Regions from separate parts of the Homo sapiens genome. Here region 2 is linked to region 1. Evidence: chromatin loops called from intact Hi-C (ENCODE). Cell type or tissue: Caco-2. All regions are shown on one strand. Links, peaks and the distances in the headings refer to the core of each region. The heading gives the core; the rest is flanking DNA. Region 1 overlaps LOC107984390 (a long non-coding RNA gene). Region 2 has its middle 96 kb from the start of DRD2.

Evidence for each region. Peaks named below come from ENCODE experiments on the same cell type or tissue, not always from the same donor. Only the 100,000 strongest peaks of a DNase experiment are listed, where the experiment ranks them.
Region 2: a loop joins it to region 1, with 5 times the contacts of the local background. A loop is called at or near these places in 2 of 110 quality-filtered maps.

The regions. Positions count from the first base shown.
Region 1 is chr11:113,668,249-113,672,650 of GRCh38, reverse strand. The region is part of intron 1 of LOC107984390 (a long non-coding RNA gene); the gene reads left to right. Among named protein-coding and RNA genes, the nearest start is that of TMPRSS5, 36 kb to the left of the region's middle. RefSeq lists a silencer at 3,950-4,244. In Caco-2, for the core only: no CTCF peak of the experiment used is centred there; DNase peaks (open chromatin) are centred at 1,650, 2,020 and 2,280.
Region 2 is chr11:113,569,639-113,574,040 of GRCh38, reverse strand. No RefSeq gene overlaps it. Among named protein-coding and RNA genes, the nearest start is that of DRD2, 96 kb to the right of the region's middle. In Caco-2, for the core only: no CTCF peak of the experiment used is centred there; no DNase peak of the experiment used is centred there.

The DNA.
Region 1 (4,402 bases), core at 143-4,142:
CCCCACCCCACAACAGGCCCCGGTGTGTGATGTTCCCCTTCCTGTGTCCATGTGTTCTCATTGTTCAATTCCCACCTATGAGTGAGAACATGCAGTGTTTGGTTTTTTGTCCTTGTGATAGTTTGCTGAGAATGATGGTTTCCGGCTTCATCCATGTCCCTACAAAGGACATGAACTCATCATTTTTTATGGCTGCATAGTATTCTATGGTGTACATGTGCCACATTTTCTTAATCCAGTCTATCATTGATGGACATTTGGGTTGGTTCCAGGTCTTTGCTATTGTGAATAGTGCCACAATAAACATACGTGTGCATGTGTCTTTATAGCAGCATGATTTATAATCCTTTGGGTATATATCCAGTAATGGGATGGCTGGGTCAAATGGTATTTCTAGTTCTACATCCATGGGGAATCGCCACACTGACTTCCACAATGGTTGAACTAGTTTACAGTCCCACCAACAGTGTAAAAGTGTTCCTATTTCTCCACATCCTCTCCAGCACCTGTTGCTCTGTCACTCAGGCTGGAGTGCAGTGGTGTGATCTCTGCTCACTGCAACCTCTGCCTCCCAGGTTCAAGCAATTCTCCTGCTTCAGCCTCCTGAGTAGCTGATACTACAGGAATGCACCACCATGCCCGGCAAATTTTTGTAGTTTTAGTAGAGATGGGGTTTCACCTTGTTGGCCAGGCTGGTCTCAAACTTCTGACCTCAGGTGATCCACCACCTCGGCCTCCCAAACTGCTGGGATTACAGGCGTGAACCACTGCACCCAGCCTGCTGATCCTTTCTGAACACTGGAAAATGGGGATAATACCACCCTTAAAGGGTTGTGTGAGAATAAAATACAATGATGTCTGCAAGGAGCTTAGCACATGGTAGGCATACTCCTACCCTAGGGTAATCCTCCACCGCCTGGATTGTTCTTTCTCCAAATGTCTGCAGGGCTACTTCCTCTCTCTGACTTAAGTCTCTGCCATTCTAAAAAGAGCAAACCCTCCCTAGTCCTGGGCAATTCCTGGTCCTATTCTCTGCTTTATTTTTTCCCATAGTACTTGTCACCATTTAACATAGCATATATTTTACTAATTTGTTATTCCCCCGACTAGGATGTAAGTTTCATGAAGGCAGGAATTTTTGTCTATTTATTATATCCTGAATGTCTGATATGTAATAAGCATGCCATAGATATTTGTTGAATGATTGACTCACAAAATATATCATAAATTTTAATTATACATATTAGTTGTTGGACACTTTTGCCATGTCATAGCCTTGGAATAATTAAGTCTCATGAACCTCCTTATCCAAGAGTCCAGGTCTCATTATCATAGGGGACCCTCCTTTCTTAAGCATTAGAGACCAGACAGAAGGAAGGTGGGATTCACACAAAAACTTTAATCCTCAGCAGTTCTCAACCCTGGCTGCATGTTAGAATCACCTTGGTGGCTTTCTGAAAATAGCAATGATTGAACCACTTCTAGAAACTCTGATTTAACTGCTCTGGGATGTGGCTTGGACTTAAAATTTCCTTTTAAGCTGCCCTGTTGATTCTACTGTTGAGGATCAATAAACTATGTGAACTCGAAGCTACTGAAGGCTAGAGAATGAGGGTCTTGCACAACAGCCTGCCATTGAGGTTGGAGGAGACATTGTTCCCAGACCAAACTGAGGGTCAGGCTGCTTATTCTTGCAGCCCAATATGGAGATGCAGATGAACTGGGAAAGAAGAGAGTTATTTTTGTAACCGGGTACAGGGAGAAGACCTGGAAAAAATCGCCAGACCAACTCAAAATTACAAAGTTTTCCAGAGCTTATATACCTTCTAAGCTATATGTCTATGTGTAAGTGTGCAGGCATCTAAAGATATAAGTGATTAACTTCTTCTAATCTATAACTAAGGTCTGAGTCCTGAAGACATTCCTCTGGAACCTAAGTAAATTTACTTAATCTACATGGATCCCAGTGCTGGGGTGATTACCCTTATCTTGTCTCCTGCTAAATCATGGAGGTTTGGGGAGTTCAGACCTCCAAACCTTCAGACCTCCAATAAACTTGTTTGTGGAGGTCTGGAGAGTCTCTTCAGACCTCCAATAAAAATTTGTTTAATCCTAAATGGGTCCTGTTAAGAATTCTTTCATTATCTTGTCATGCTTCAAGGCCCAGGAAAGGCCTAGGCAAAACTCTTGGTGGGCTTTTGTTACATTCTAGTCTTTGTATAAGGAGACTTCTTCAGCTTTTAATATTTAACCACTCAGTCAGTGCTGAAACAGCTGTTACAGAGGCCTGCCTGATCAGCCAGGAGTGAGATCTGGCCTGTCACAAGGTAGAACAGTCTCTGGATTGACCAGGGCACTCTAACCCTTTAGCCACAGGCAGATGGAACATTCCAATAACCAATTAAGAAAATAAGAGGCATATCCTGAAGGAGGACTTGTTCTGCATTTATAATTTTGAGTTTAGGTTTAAATCAGCACAGTTCAGTTCCAAGCAGCTGTAAAACTCAAGTGGAGGTTTGAACTTACAATAATGTGAATATCAGTCTGGATCTAGGATATTCTGGATCCCTCCTCTCATTAGGGTGAGTAGAGGTCTCTGCTTTCACTACACACAGTTCTCCCCCTCTTGTCTCCTTTCTGCACTCTTCTACACTTAGCCAGTGGTGGGGATGCAGGAGACTTCTGCGACCTAGAGTGAGGCTTTTTCACTACTAGCCACATGCAGGTGGGCTCCATAGAGGGTGAATAATCTCACCTTGCCCAGCTCCGTGCATATGTTGCCCCTAATTGTGCCTGGGCTTCTCCCTGCTAAGTCCAAGCAAAGGCCGGCTTTCTTGGCTAACAGAGCTGTTGTTCTTCAGCATACATCAGAATCACCTGGAGAGATCATCAAAACACCAACTGCTGGGACCCTCCACCAAAGTTTCTGATTCTGTAGATCTGGAGTGGGGCCTGTGAAATTGCATTTCTTTTTTTTTTTTTTTTTTTTTGAGATGGAGTCTCCCTCTGTCGCCCAGGCTGGAGTTCAGTGGCACAATCTCAGTTCGCTGCAACCTCTGCCTCCTGGGTTCAAGCAATTTCTGGCTTATTTTTGTATTTTTAGTAGAGACGGGGGTTTCACCATGTTGGCCAGGCTGGTCTCATACTCCTGACCTCAAGTGATCCGCCCTCCTTGGCCTCCCATAGTGCTGGGATTATAGGCATGAGCTATCTCGCCAGGCCATGAATTTGCATTTCTAACAAGTTCCCAGGTGGTGCTGATGCTGCTCGTCTGAGAACCACACTTTGAGAATTTCTGCTTTAAAGAAACAAGATCCTTTCAGTCTGGATTCTGTGGGTATTAACCCAATTTAGGGAACCAAACCCTGGGCATATTTCTGGCAATGCAGGACATAAAGCTGTGTACTTTGTTCCTTCTTCACAGAAACCACTTAAGCAACCTATTTTTAGTCTTATTGACTGTTTTCCTTTCTCTTAGTTCTCAGCCTTTTCTTCTATTCTGGATTGAAGTTTTCATCTTTTCATAAATTCCAGGCTGTTTTATGACTTGGCTGTGCCTGGAATGCCCTTTCCCTTTCTCTGTCTGGCTATTTTATTTGTCTCTTTTGGTTAGAAGGCATAGGCACTCACTCAAATTACAGTCATCCCTTGGTAGACATGGGTGGATTGGTTCCAGGACGCCCCATGGATACCAAAATTTGTGCATACTCAAGTCCCACAGTCAACTCTGTGAGACCCGTGTATATGAGAAGTCAGCCTGAAATATACACAGGTTTTGTATTTCATGAATACTGTATTTTTGATCCCTGTTTGGTTGAAAAATATCTGTGTATAAGTGGTCTTGTGAAGTTCAAACTGTGTTGTTCAAGGAGGTCAACTGTACTTCATTTCATTTTAAAGATCCCCAAAGAAGCTGAACAGATCTCAGGAAGAGCAGGAACAAGTACATGGTTCTGATTTCAAGGTGGCAGAATGGGCAAGAGGAGCAGAAGAAATTTGTGTGTCTTTCTTTCATCACTAGAAGTCCAATGTGCTATTCATTGCACCACAAAGCCATCTGTTTGTGTGTCTTTCTTCTATTGTTTGACCATTAAGTGAATCAGCAGCTCTGTGTATCTGCTCCTTACTTGGCTCTCTACCAATACCTTATACTTCCCCAGTACTCTATTTTTGTTGACTTTATAGCTTCTGCTTACTCTTCCTCATCTTATTTATCATTTCTGTTTCCTTATAACTTTGGCTGCCAAGGCTTAAGTTTTATCTCACTGACATTCTTTCAGATAGAGCCACCATTAGGGGTTTAGGGCCCTGTTTACATAAACAATTTAAAGCACTCTGGAATGATCAGGTGAGAACCTCTTAAAATCTTTGCCTTCATAAAAGCAACAGGAACTCTGGAAAA
Region 2 (4,402 bases), core at 187-4,186, 99 kb after region 1:
ATGTTTGAGAGAGAGAGAGTTTGGGGAGGACTCTGACCTATTAGATCATTCCATGTCTATGTCCTATGTGGGCATCAGATCAGACAAAGCTGTGAAATATGGACAAGGTAAGGGCTGCTTTGGGCTGCATATTTATTTATTTATTTATTTATTTATTTATTTATTTATTTATTTATTTTTTAGTGGGACCTAGGGACTATGGAGTAACTTCTTTCCCAGTTCCTTTCTTTAACTACCTCCTCCAGGAGCTGAGTGAGGTGAAAATGATCAGTGCCAACCACGATCACCAGGGAATGAGAAGGAGGAAAAACACTGACTTAATTGGGGCAAGAATAGGAGAACAAATGGACACAGGGAGGGGGACATCACACACTGTGGCCTGTCGGGGGGTGTGCAGCAAGGCAAGAGAGAGCATTAAGACAAATACCTAATTCATGTGGGGCTTAAAACCTAGATGACTGGTTGATAGGCACAGCAAACCACCATGGCACATATGTACCTGTGTAACAAACCTGCACGTTCTGCACGTGTATCCCAGAACTTAAAAAAAAAAAAAAAAAGAAACGTAGAGGCTGATTCTGTAGGGTAGGACCCAAGAGTTTGCATTTTTGACAAGTTCTCATGTGATGCTGGTGCTTCTGGTTTCTTGACCACCCTTTGAGTAGAGAGGATTTAGACTGTTTTCAACGTTTTTTCATTATAAACAATGCTGTAATAAATGTTTTTTGCAATGGCCTTTCACAATGTACAAGTCTATCCTGAAGGATAAATTTATAGAAACAGACTTTCTGGGCCAAAGATTTGTATTCTGGTACATTAGAGAAACACTTTAAATTGCCCTTCATAGAATGCCTACTCTGTCAACCCTAAAATGTGAGTGTCTGTTGTTCCACACCCTTGCCAATAGTGGGTATTAGTCAACAAATGTGTGTCCATTTCTCATTAATATTTTTAGTTTTTATTTTATGAATTGAGATGTTACATTATTATTGAACAGATATTCAAGGATGTTAGACCTTCAATGTGAACTGTACCTTTTACATAAGGCACTTTTTTGTTTGGTTTGATTAACACTTTTTACCCTGCATTTCAGCTTCAAACATGCATTTGCATGGTGTGTTTTTGACCCTGCTTTTCCTTCATATTCCTGTGTATTTCCATCTCATATTTTTCCAACTTAAAGTTAGCTTATCAATTAGTTCACTTACATATGCATTATTAAAGTCATATATTATATAAAATCACATGTGAACTTAGAAATGCAGTTTCCCCCACCCTCATCATTTCATGAAATCTTTTCATTTAAACTCTTTTCATGCATTTTCAACATTAGTGTTTTCTTCCCCATCATTAGAGGTAATATTCTGAGTCATTTATCCCAATTTTCCAAAACACATCATCTTCACTTCCTTCAAAAAGTTGAGATACCACAATTTTTGTATCCATGTATGTGTAATAACGTCACTGCAAAACTCATTCCAAACCGCAAATACCCCTTCTTTAACATTCCCCTGTTTTAGCCATTTGTCTTGTAGGTATCTATTCATAAGCTCCTCTGTGTAGCTACTTACTGTGTTGTTTTTTTTCCCTTTCACTTAGTTTTTGTTTTTATTACTAACACATGTGTATAAATATAAATGTACAGCCATAAATGTCAAACATCCTAAGAGATTTATATTTTAAAATACTGAAAAGCAAAATTCCCCAGTCCTCTCCAGCCTCAGTTTCAGACAAAGCAACCACTTTGAATTTCTTTAGTTTTTTGGGCATTTTTCTCTTAATTTCTAAACAACACATTCGCATTGCTTTTTCTTAATGTTTTAAAGTGTTGCATATTATTTATAGAGTTTCCGTAATAAAAAATGTGGACTTGGCTCTTTCACTCTGTTCCTTCCCACTTCCTCTCTCATTTCTAATATAGCTACATCACAGTTTGTTGGATTAAATAATTATTCATTGTTTATATTATTATGATTATATGAATGTTATTTATAGTTAAGCCATGTGCTGAATCATAGTTAGAATTCCTTTTAGGTATAATTTTCTGTTTTTCTATTTTGTTACTACTAACTTTGTTTTTTCTTTTCTTTCCTTTTTTTTCTGGTTTTCATTTGCCTAGTTTCTCTGTATTTATCATTAATTTACCCCAACTCTCTGGCAAAAGTATAATTCTTTTCTCGGGATATTAAAAAACTCCAGTAAGATATTCTTTTGGAGGCCCTGCCTTTTGCTCCAATCCAGACGGGCCACCTTCTTATTCTGTTGTACAGACTCACTCTGGGAGCTCTGTTCACTCCCCTAGGCACCTCCTGTGCTCTCTTATTTGTTGACTCCTGTGTCCTCTGGATCCCAGAGCTTTCTCTTTGTTTCCTCTTGTTTTGGCGGAGCTATCTTCCCGTGGCTTTCTGAGAAAGGGTGGAAAGGGTGTGTGGAGAATCAAATTTTGAGAATTATCATCTCTGAAATTTTTTTTAAATTTATTTTTTATTTCAATAGTTTTTGGGGAAAAGGTGGTGTTTGGTTACACGGATAAGTTCTTTAGTGATGACTTCTGAGATTTTGCTTCTCGCCTTCTCCAGTCTACTCATGCAGGCAGTTAGGCCCAGCTCTTTTTAGTCTGCAAAACTTATTTGTGCTCTTTCCATTTTCCTCCCAAATTTGAAAATTTTGTTTACATCTCTTGCATACTTTTATCTCGTCTCCCATTCTCTTTGTTGTAGTTTTATGCCTTTTTTCATCCTTTTACTGTCACCTTTTTAGTCACATCTGGGAGGAAACAGAGGTAAATATGTTAAAGCTCATGTTTAGCTGGAACTGGTCTATGCTTTCACTTCCACCCTTTTTGAATCACTTTGTTTTAGGTGTGTCAGAGTGACCTTTGCAAATGGCAAGCCTGATCTTATCTCTCTTTGTCTTCAAATCCTCAAGGCCCCTGATTTTTTTTTTAGGATGAAAGTCCAAAGTTTTGACATGGCTTGCAATGCACCTATATGATCTGTCTCCTCCTCTTCTCTCTCAAGACAATACTCCCTTTACTTACTCTTCAACCAGGCTGGATTTTGAACATGCTATTCCTTCTGCCTGGACCCCTCTTCCTTCAACTGCCCTGGCCCTGGCTAATTTCTTCATCATTCAGTGCTTGTCTCTAATTTCCTTCTTTGGAGACACTTACCCTGCCTCCACACCAAGTCAGGTTCCCTGTTACATGCTCCAGCAGCCCTCTATACATACATTGAAAGCCAAGTAGATACTGGATGCCTGCGTCCTTCACTAATGTGTAAGCTCTTAGCTTTGGTGGTGAGTTTTGCTGGAGGTAGGAGATGTACAGGTGGGTTCCATGAGGCCAGGGAACCTGTTGGTCTTTAGTGTTGTGTTCCCATGGCATTAACACAGTGCTTACATAGAAAGGCTGCCCAAAGTATAGCTGTTGAGCAAGTGAATGAATGAATGAATGAGCAAATGTGTATGCACTTGGACTCAGAAATTGTTAGAGCAAGGGGGAAACTTAGAGACTGTGTAGCTTTATAGCTACATTTTATTATTTTTTTTTAACAGTTGGCAACCTTGAGGCTCAGAGACATAAGGGAAAGGTCCCCCAAATACACATGTGTACATTTTTCATAATACTGCTAATAAAAATCCTATGAGGTGCTTTCCATCACTCTCATTTTATAGAAGAAGAAATTGAGGTTCCGAGGACTAAAGTAGCTTTCCTAACATCACACATCTAGTATATGTCAGAACTGGGATTAGCACTCAGGTCTACCTGCCTCTAAAGCTCATCCATGTCTTTACTTCATGATACCTGAATGATAACATTTGGATCACATTTGAATGGACCTGCCAAGGATCAAGGAAGTGAGTATATGAGTTGGTTTTTGCTATGATAACAATCTCTAAACCTCATGGTTCATAGCAATTAACATACAGTTTTTACTTATGCTCTGCAGGTCAGCTGTCATTCTGCTGGGCCTGGCTATACTTGGTATTGGGCTGAGAGTCAAGTTCATGCCTGCTTTATGTATGTTCTCATTCCAGGACTATGCTGAAGGAGTATATATATATATTTTTTATGGTAGAGAGCAGACTGTCAAGAGGTCTACCATAATCATACAGCCCTTCTAGAAGCTTTGGGTCTGTATTCTGTATCTACTCACATTCCATTGGCCAAAGCAAGTGGCATGGTCAAACTCAATATCTGATGTGTGGGAGGCACCTCTTCCCAGGGGGTTGGGGGCTTAAAAGAATGAACATTTGCTGAGCAGTAATACAGTCAAGCACAGTGAGAGACACAGAGATATCTCCGGATAATGACAACATTCAAACCTATTTTCTAGGGGTTTGCCAGCTTGACAGCAATGTATTCTAAGACGCTTCACAGTAGCCCAAAGACCAAGCACCC